Regions from separate parts of the Homo sapiens genome. Here region 1 is linked to region 2. Evidence: chromatin contacts called from ENCODE Hi-C data. All regions are on one chromosome and are shown on one strand. Each heading gives the region's core, a stretch centred on a gene start or an enhancer-like site at or near the end of the contact. The rest is flanking DNA. Distances are from core to core; before and after follow the strand shown.

Region 1 (4,120 bases), core at 776-3,275, 1.4 Mb after region 2:
GCTACCTCTGTCTCCATTTTAGTTCTGAACAGTCTAAAGCATGTGTATCCAGGGGCCTTTCTTTGGGGTCCCCGTCCCAGCACCCCTCATCTCCCCCATGAGGACTTCTTCCAAGCCCCTCAAGCCTCCTGCCCTCAGGGACCCAGGATGGACCTTTCCTCCCTGACCTTCATTCCTATCCCCAGCGAGGCGACAGCTGCTCTTGGCCAACCACGCCCCCTCCACCCCCACAGCCACTTCCACATCTCCATCAGTTCCTCCTTGTGGGTCCGAGGCGCTCTGCCGCCGGCCCCTCCTCACTTCTTCCTCCCTGGGGATGGATCCAAGCTATTGTCCTGCCCATGGCTTCCCATCTCAGGACCCTCTCTGGCCGCTATCATCCCAGCAGTGGAGTTCAGCCCACTACTCTGAACCAGGTTAGTCCACCGCGGGTCAGGCTCTCCCCTCTCCCAGGAGGGTGGAGACCACAACCAGGCCATGTATGGAGCTTCCCTTTCTCCCACTCTCGGGCACCCCCTCCTCCCCCTTCCCGGCCTCATTCATAGGTGTCCTGGTTCCCAACCAGGCGTGCAGGCCTGTGTGCAGCTCCGATCGAGGGCTGGCCCACTGCCGAAGCTTTCATTAAAGTGTCTGCTGGCCTGGTCCTGCGGAGGGAACAGAGCCGAGATGTGGGGCAGGGAAGGGGTCTGCCTGTCTTCCGTGCCCCCGTGGAGGGCAGCACCGGGGTTTTGGGCAGCAGGTGAAGGCTCTGTCCCCTCCACCTTCAACTCTGGAAGCCCCACCTTTCCATCCCTAAGAAGGGTTTGATAAAAACCCTTGTCTGTAAATTAGAGATGGGAAATGGCTCTGGGAAAAGTCAGAGGTCAGTTTGGGCCCGGGAGGGCGACAGATGGAGGCAGCTCCGGCTGGCAAGGAGACCAGGACAGAACTGCCAGAGGTGGGGGCAGGGGACAAGGAGGGAGATGAGGGGAGAAGACACCCAGGGGTCCCCCCCTGCTATCTCCAGGAGCAAGACTACTCTCTTCTCTGAGCGGCCCTTTCCACACCTCTGCCCCCACCGAAGCCCTCCCTCCCCTCTCAGACCCCTTCCAGGCCTGCTGAGCCCCCTGCACCTCTTTCAGGAAGCCTCCCAGAGCCCCCGCGCTGTGCCCTCAGCACCAGGGGTCAGGCTACAAATGCCCCGCAAAGCCCAGCGGGACTGTTTCCTCAGCCCCACTGGTCTCTGCCCTAAAGCAGGCGAGTTCTGGAGCCAGGCAGGGGTGAGGAAGGTGCCAGGGTTGTGGCCCCTCATCGCCCCTCTATGATCTCTGACACCTCTCCGGGTGGCATCAGGCCCCCATCACAGCGAAGGCTGGGTGGTGGGGGCACTGCGCTCAGGGGGGCCGTCCCGCCCTGTGGCCCGGGGGCGATTTCCCGCACCGGAGGGCTGCAGGGAGGGGGCGTGGTGGCGCCCTCGAGATTTATGAGAACCAGGCGTCGACTTCCTCCGTTGCGACATCCAGGCCTCCTCCAGGCTCCCATTGTCCCTGCTGCGGAGAGTCTGGCCACAGCGGCGGCTCCCGCGAAGCACCCGTCAGCGAGGGGCGCTTCGAGGGCGTCCGCGTCCCATACACCCGCCACGCAGGACATTCCCCCGGCCCCACGCTCCGCGCTCCCGGGGCCACCACCACCGCGGGCTCGAGGGGTGGCCTCCACGAGGAGGAGTGGGAGTCCCGCGCCTGGCCTGGGGCCGGCTCGGCGACATGGGGACCCCCGCCCAGATGGGGCGACTCGGAGCCGGCTCCTAACCCCTCTCTCCGGGCCCCAGGACCGGGCAGTCTCGGCACCGCAGCTGCGGGGAGCCAGCAAGCACCGGCCACCGGCGCCGCTCGGGCTCCGCGGATGGCCGGGGGCGGGGCCTGAGCGGCGCAAGTGGGGGCGGGAGGGGGCGGGGCCAGGACGCGCGAGGGGGGGCGGGGCCGGGGCTCGCGGCGGGGGCGGGGGCGGGGCGGGGCCGGGAGGCGCGCGCCTCGCGGGCGGAGGGGCGCGCCGCGCTGGGGCTGGGCTTGGAGCGCGCGGAGCTCGGCTGCCAGAGAGCCGCGCGGGGGACGCGCCGGGACCGCGAGGAGCGCAGGAGCCTTCGAGGCGGTGAACGAGGGAGGGAGCCCAGTCCGCCGCGGGCCATGAGCCACCGGGCCCGGGGAGCCCGGCCGCGGTCCGGGCAGCGCTCAGCCGGCGCCCCAGCCCGCTCGGCCGCAGCTGCGCGCCTGTAGGTATGGCCTCCTTATACCCAGTTCCTCGCTCCCTGGTCCTTCCCCCGGGACCCCTGTCTGTCCCCGGGGACGTGCGCTGTGTGCGCACCGCTGCCCGAAGGAGAGCGGCCGCACGCGCCTTGGTCCGCGCGTGTCGTCTTTGTGTGCGCGGGTGGGAGGGAGGAGGGCGCGCGAGGGAGGGGAGGCGCCCCCGGCTGGGATCTGCTCCCCGATCCCCATCCCGGGCGGGGCGGGGAGCCGCTGGAGGGGCCGAGCCGCCTCTGGAGCAGCTGCGCCCCCGCCCCCTGCTAGGGCCCCGGCCGGGTAGTGGGGCGAGAGCAGCCGGGTCCTTAGAGGAGGGGTCTCTGGTTGGGGGAAGGGGTGCCCAGGTCTCTTCCCTACGCTGGGAGCGCTGGGAGGGGGCGTCAACCTAGAATGAGGGTGAGGGCCACGGGATGGGATCGGGGAGGACCTCCTCCAGGCCACAGGCACGCCCTCCCTTTGGCCCAGGCCCCCCTTTCTCGACCTGCCCAGCCGGGGAGCTCCCCGGAGCCCCCGATTGCCGGGAGGATCGTGGAGGGTGCCCAAGAGGCCGGCGCCTTTAAGAAGGGGCGGGTTCGTGCCCTCCATTCAGGCCCTTGGGCCTCGGCCATTGATGAACCTGCGGGCTGCGCGGGCCGGAACCGCGCCAGCCCAGCGGGCTGAAGCCGGGCAGAGGCAGGGACGCATCCTGGCCCCCTGCAGCCCCGAAGTGGGGGCCTTCAGGGAGGGAAGTCTGCAGTGACTGGAGCCTCTCAGGAGCCACGCAAGGCAGACCGGGCAGCCCCAGGCGAGACTCTGAACACGAATAAGCCAGGATCTACGTGCACTTCGAGCTAGTGCAAGGGAGAGCCTCAGGCTAGGCTGTCAGACCTGGGTGGAGCCCTACCAATGCCCCCGAGCCAACATCACCTACCCTGTAAAATGGGATGGTGCTGCCTGCCTCCTGGCTAAGGGACCGGCAACTCCCGGCAGGAATTGCGTCCCAGAGTCAGGTCCCTGGAGCTCCTCTGGGAGGACTGGGGGCAGGGGGTGTGGTTTCCCCAAGAGGTTTTGACTGCCTCTTGAGCTGAAGCCCCCACTACTGTGTCCCACCTTGAACTCTCCCAACCTCTTCCCTCCTGGCCTCCCCACTCCACGCAGGAAGAGGTTGGGAGAGTGACCTAGAACTTTTCAGCTCCAGGAGCTTTGGGAGAGGTCTGGTGGTGGCGGTGGTGGCACTTCTTTTAGGCTAGTGTGGATCAGGGCATTTTTGGGGGTCTCAGAGACAGTTTCCCACCAGCTACTTCCTTAGAGGTCTGTCCTACCAACATACAAGAACAGCCCCACCCCGTGGCAGGCCGGCTTCTGATGCTGCTTGGTTGAATGCTTCTAGGTAATCAAGGGTTAATGCACACGCTTTTCTTTTTACCCTTGTTGTGAAAAATCTGTCTGAAGTTTCTAAATCCCTCTTCCCTACTTAGCGTGAATCTCCTAGGGAGGACTTCTATACAAATACCCAGGGGTGGGCTTCCCTTGGGGGTCTTGGAAGTGGGATCTCCACCCAAGTGATCCTGGGCCTCCCAGGGCTGAGCTTTTGGTTTCAAACTTACTTGTGCCAAGCTAAGGGCATCAGGATCGCCGTTCGTGTCATCTTTACAACAATCCTGTGGGTTTAGTGCTATTATTATCCCCACACACTTAGGGAGGGGAAGTGACTGGCCCAAAGTCCCGCAGTCAACGAGCCAGGCCTCCCAACCACTCCTCTCTGACAAGAGGCTGGCACTTCTTGCCCTGCCTACCCAGCCTGGGTTGCAAGGAATTGGGGGTTTAGGGGCTTCAGGCCTCCTGGCTGCTGTCTTCCCGGGGCT
Region 2 (4,078 bases), core at 1,122-3,621:
AGGAGAAGCTCACGCCGTTGCTGAGTGTGCGGGAGTCACTCTCAGAGGAAGAGGCCCAGAAGATGGGGCGCAAAGACCCAGAGCAGGAAGTGGAGAAGTTCGTCACCTCCAACACGCAGGAACTGGGCAAGGATAAGTGGCTGTGTCCTCTCAGTGGCAAGAAATTCAAGGTGTGGGATGTTGGAGAATGGCCGTGCTACGGTGGTGGGAGGTGGGGTTGAGACAGGAAGCCCCCTGGGCAGGGGTGGGGGAACTGCTTACTGCACTGGCAGGCGGGAGCTGGGAATCCTTCCAGCTCGGGCCTGGGAGCGAGGCAACCCTTATGTGGCTGTCCTGACCCCTCTCCTCTCTCCACCCAGGGTCCTGAGTTTGTGCGCAAACATATCTTCAACAAGCATGCAGAGAAAATTGAGGAAGTGAAAAAGGAAGTCGCGTTTTTTAACAACTTCCTCACTGATGCTAAGCGCCCAGCTCTGCCTGAGATCAAGCCAGCCCAGCCACCTGGCCCCGCCCAGAGTAAGATACGATCCATGAAGGTCGCATGTGCCCTCTTCCTTGACTACCCAGGGACTCCTGTTTCTCTTTAACGTGTCACCCCGAGAAGTTTCTGCCCCATCCTCAGGCCATAGCCCTAGAAGTCAATTGTACCCGTATCCCCCTCCCCGCCCCCGCAGTAATTCATGTCCCTGTCCGTGTTGTACTCCCCCCAGGTTTGACCCCAGGACTCCCCTACCCACACCAGACTCCCCAGGGCCTGATGCCCTATGGTCAGCCCCGGCCCCCGATCTTGGGCTATGGAGGTAAGTACAGGAGGGAGATGAAGGGGCTTGGTGAGTGTGTGGCTTTGGGAGAAGAAAACAGAGGATGGAATTGAGGACATAGTTTTGCAACTCAACACTGATCTCTGTCATAGCTGGTGCTGTCCGCCCTGCAGTCCCCACAGGAGGCCCTCCATACCCCCATGCCCCGTATGGTGCTGGTCGAGGGAACTATGATGCCTTCCGAGGCCAGGGAGGTTATCCTGGGAAACCTCGCAACAGGTGAGGAGGGCAGACGCCCAAGCTTTGTTGCCGCCTGCAGACTCCCTTTTGGGAGCCCTCAGCTCTCATCCTGTACCTCTCACCTCACAGGATGGTTCGTGGAGACCCAAGGGCCATTGTGGAATATCGGGACCTGGATGCCCCAGACGATGTTGATTTCTTTTGAGCCGTCCCCCGTTCCTCAGTCCTGTATCATCCATACTTGTACTACCTTGTCCTATGAAGCTCTGAGAATTTTTTGTACGATCAGCCTTACTGCTAATAAAAGCACTTCCACAGGGCTCCTGACTCTCGTGTGTTACATAACTCCTCCATCCTTCCAGAGTAACTCCTGAGGTGTTGCTCAGCCCTGCCACTTTTATTATTGATGTCAAAAGCGCCAGGCTTTGCAGGGACACCAGTGGGAGGTACATAGGTGCGTGTCTGGGACCCGAGAATCTCAGTTCTGTAACTTCGTCCTCAGTCCAAGGTGCGCTGCTGCTGTTGGGAGCTAAGGCTGGTCAAGCACAGGTTGTAGAAGGAGTTGGGGTCAAAGGCTGCACTCACCTCTTGCCAGCCCACCCACCCAGCAGCCTGTAGTTCACTGGGGCTTTTTGGAGTGCCCCAGTAGTGAGGGTCCAATACCAGGACATAGGCTTCCGTGCCTGACCCTACGCAGACTCCCAGCAAGGCCTTGGACCTGGCATCTGCGTCCCCCCCAACCATGACTGGGCCCCCACCCCCTGCGAAGTGCGAGTAAAGCCTCTCCAGCTCCCCGTGCAGCCCCACTCCCCGGGGTACGTGGCAGAGGCGTCCCTGGGGCCCTCCGAAGTGAGCGAGGCAGAGGCTGGCCTCCACGCAGCCGATCCAGTCCCGGGAGCCCCGGAAGCCGGGGGGCTTGTCGCCCATGTCCTCCAGGGCCGCCTGTACGGCGGCCAGTCCAGGTACGCCCGCGGGCTGGCCCTCTGGCCACGAGCACAGCGTCTGCAGAGTGCGGTAGCCGCAGCCCCAGCCGCGGTCGTCCAGGCCGTCGCAGCCGTAGTGGTAGTAGAGGTAGTGGCCCGAGAGCAGCGCCAGGCGGACAGGGCCGCGGCTCGGCGGGGACAGGCCCACGTGGACGTCCCTCAGCGGCTCCAGGGCGGTGGGCGGGAGCGGAGGTCCCAGGCCAGGCACAGCGTCCTCCTAGCGGCGCGGAGCGACCTCAGGCTCCAACACTTCCTTTCGGCTCCGGGTCTTGGGCCAGCTGCCGCAGGACCGGCGCGCAGACTGGGGACGCGCTCCCCGGGCCTCGTTGATCACCGCAGGCCGCAATAGGCAGCCACCGACCGGCACCGACCGAGGAGCTCCCACAATGCTCCGCCGCGCCCCGCCCCGCCCCGCCCCTCCCCTCCCCTCCCCTCCCCTCCCCTCCCCTCTCCTCCCCTCCGCCGTGCCAGCTAGCCTGCCTGCGGGCCTCATTACGCAGGCGCGAGCTCCGCCCGGCAGGGCAGGGCTAGGGGTTGGCCTTTGCCTTGCGCCCGCCTCGGAGCTCGCCTGTTTCTTGCCCTCCAGCCCCGCTCCTGCATAGACTCGGCCCCCGTGATTCCGGCGTTCTGCCTCTACCCCTGGCTCCCTAGTCGCGCACACTCCCGTGGCTGTAACAGTTTATTGGCAGCCCAGAGGGGCGAAGGCACCGCGGGGGAGGGAGCTCAGCCTGAGACATGCAGAGGACCGGGAGCCCCGGGGGACGTCGGGGTGGGGTGGGGATGGGCAGAGTCTGGGGCTCGTCTGTGTTATAGCCCAGCCCTGAAATAAATAGTATATACAGCTAGGGGGCCGGGCGGAGCGGAGGACATGGGGGTCCCGCCGGGGTCACAGGTCTGAGCAGCGATCCTGCTTGCTGTAGTGGTCGAACTGGTTCTTCCAGTGCACCATGTAGGAGCTCCAGCGGTGGAACTCGGCCTTCCACTGGCGCTCCGCCTCGTCGAGCGTGTCTGCGGCCAGGGCGCCCAGCGAGGCGGGAGGGGAGGACGGCACGAGGAAGGTCGGGGATCGGACATTTGGGCGGGTTGAAGGGGGGGTATGAGTGCAGGGAGGACGCACGGAGAAATGCAGGCGACCACGTGGGACGGTGGCAAGAGGATCAGGAGAATGTGCGAAAGACGAGAGGGAGGATGAGGGCAGAGGCGGGGCCGGAGAAGGACAGCAGGAAGGAGAGAGGAGGAGAAAAGAATGACCGGAAGACGGGAACAGAGGGGACAGGAGGGGGAGGTTGGGGGAAAAAGAAGAGACAGAAATGGTTGACCGTTATAGCCCCAATGGGGGGTGCTACCCCGTCCGGGGCCTCCCACTTCCCCCCAATGTCAGGCTCAGGTTCCAAAAGATAATTTTATAAAAGAATACTGGCTTTTCCATTTCCATTCAAACAACAAAGGCGTGGGGGTCCCTGAGAAGGGTGGGAGGCACGGCCCCCTCCTCCTGCCCTGTCCAGTGTGAGTCTCTCGGTTTGAGGAGGAAGGGAGCACTAGGTCTGAGATCCCTGAGTGGGGCCCTTCCCCACGGTCCGACCACTCATTAGAGGAGGGGCCCCTGTGGCCGTAGGGGAAGAGGCCGTGTTCACAGCCGCCGGAGGTGGGAGAGGAAGAGGAGGAGAAGCTGGTGGAGGAGGAGGAGGGGCAGGGGGAGGCCGGGCCTCGGAGCAGCCTCCCCATGGGTGAAGCCTGGGCAGGTGCTGGGAGCCTCCGAGGCTAGGGGGAGAAGAGAGGGGTTACACCTGGCGGGCTCCCACTCCCCTCCTCCCAGCCGCTGCCCGCTGGCCCCTGCATACCGGTGGCGCTGAGCAATTTGGGGAGGAAGCGGTTCCAGAAGGCGCAGGCCTGGGCGCGCAGCCCCCGCCGCACCTCCAGCGGCCGCAGGTCCAGACTAACGTACTGCTGAGCCCCCGCCGTGTACGGGGGCCATTGTGGGGCCTTGGGGTCTCGGGGCTCATTGGGATCCCTGCGGAAGGAAGGGAAGGCTCAGTCCAGACGGGCAGTGGGAGGAGGTGGCCCCCAACTCCACGGGATCCCGGACTCTTCAGC

The links. A loop is a pair of places that touch in the nucleus more often than their neighbours do. Pooled maps may share reads with other maps.
Region 1: a loop to region 2 is called in a map with no recorded cell type, with 5 times the contacts of the local background. The contact joins the promoter of SH2B2 here to the promoter of UFSP1 in region 2. A Hi-C loop is called at or near these places in 1 of 168 maps with a recorded cell type or tissue (heart right ventricle), 1 of 37 single-sample maps with no recorded cell type and 8 of 50 pooled maps.

The regions. Positions count from the first base shown.
Region 1 is chr7:102,284,843-102,288,962 of GRCh38, forward strand. SH2B2 (SH2B adaptor protein 2) reads left to right here and starts at 2,026. Exons shown (of 9, transcript NM_001359228.2): 1 at 2,026-2,252. RefSeq lists silencers at 1,344-1,923, 1,994-2,533 and an enhancer at 3,684-3,773.
Region 2 is chr7:100,887,344-100,891,421 of GRCh38, forward strand. UFSP1 (UFM1 specific peptidase 1) reads right to left here and starts at 2,372. Exons shown (of 1, transcript NM_001430944.2): 1 at 1,378-2,372. The coding sequence starts at 2,156. The coding sequence ends at 1,500. It overlaps SRRT (serrate, RNA effector molecule), which reads left to right. Exons shown (of 20, transcript NM_015908.6): 16 at 1-170; 17 at 360-516; 18 at 699-800; 19 at 914-1,040; 20 at 1,131-1,321. The coding sequence ends at 1,206. It overlaps ACHE (acetylcholinesterase (Yt blood group)), which reads right to left. Exons shown (of 5, transcript NM_000665.5): 4 at 3,826-3,995; 5 at 2,651-2,992. The coding sequence ends at 2,871. RefSeq lists silencers at 2,396-2,445, 3,537-3,694, 3,766-3,815 and enhancers at 2,865-3,598, 3,316-3,375, 3,599-4,078.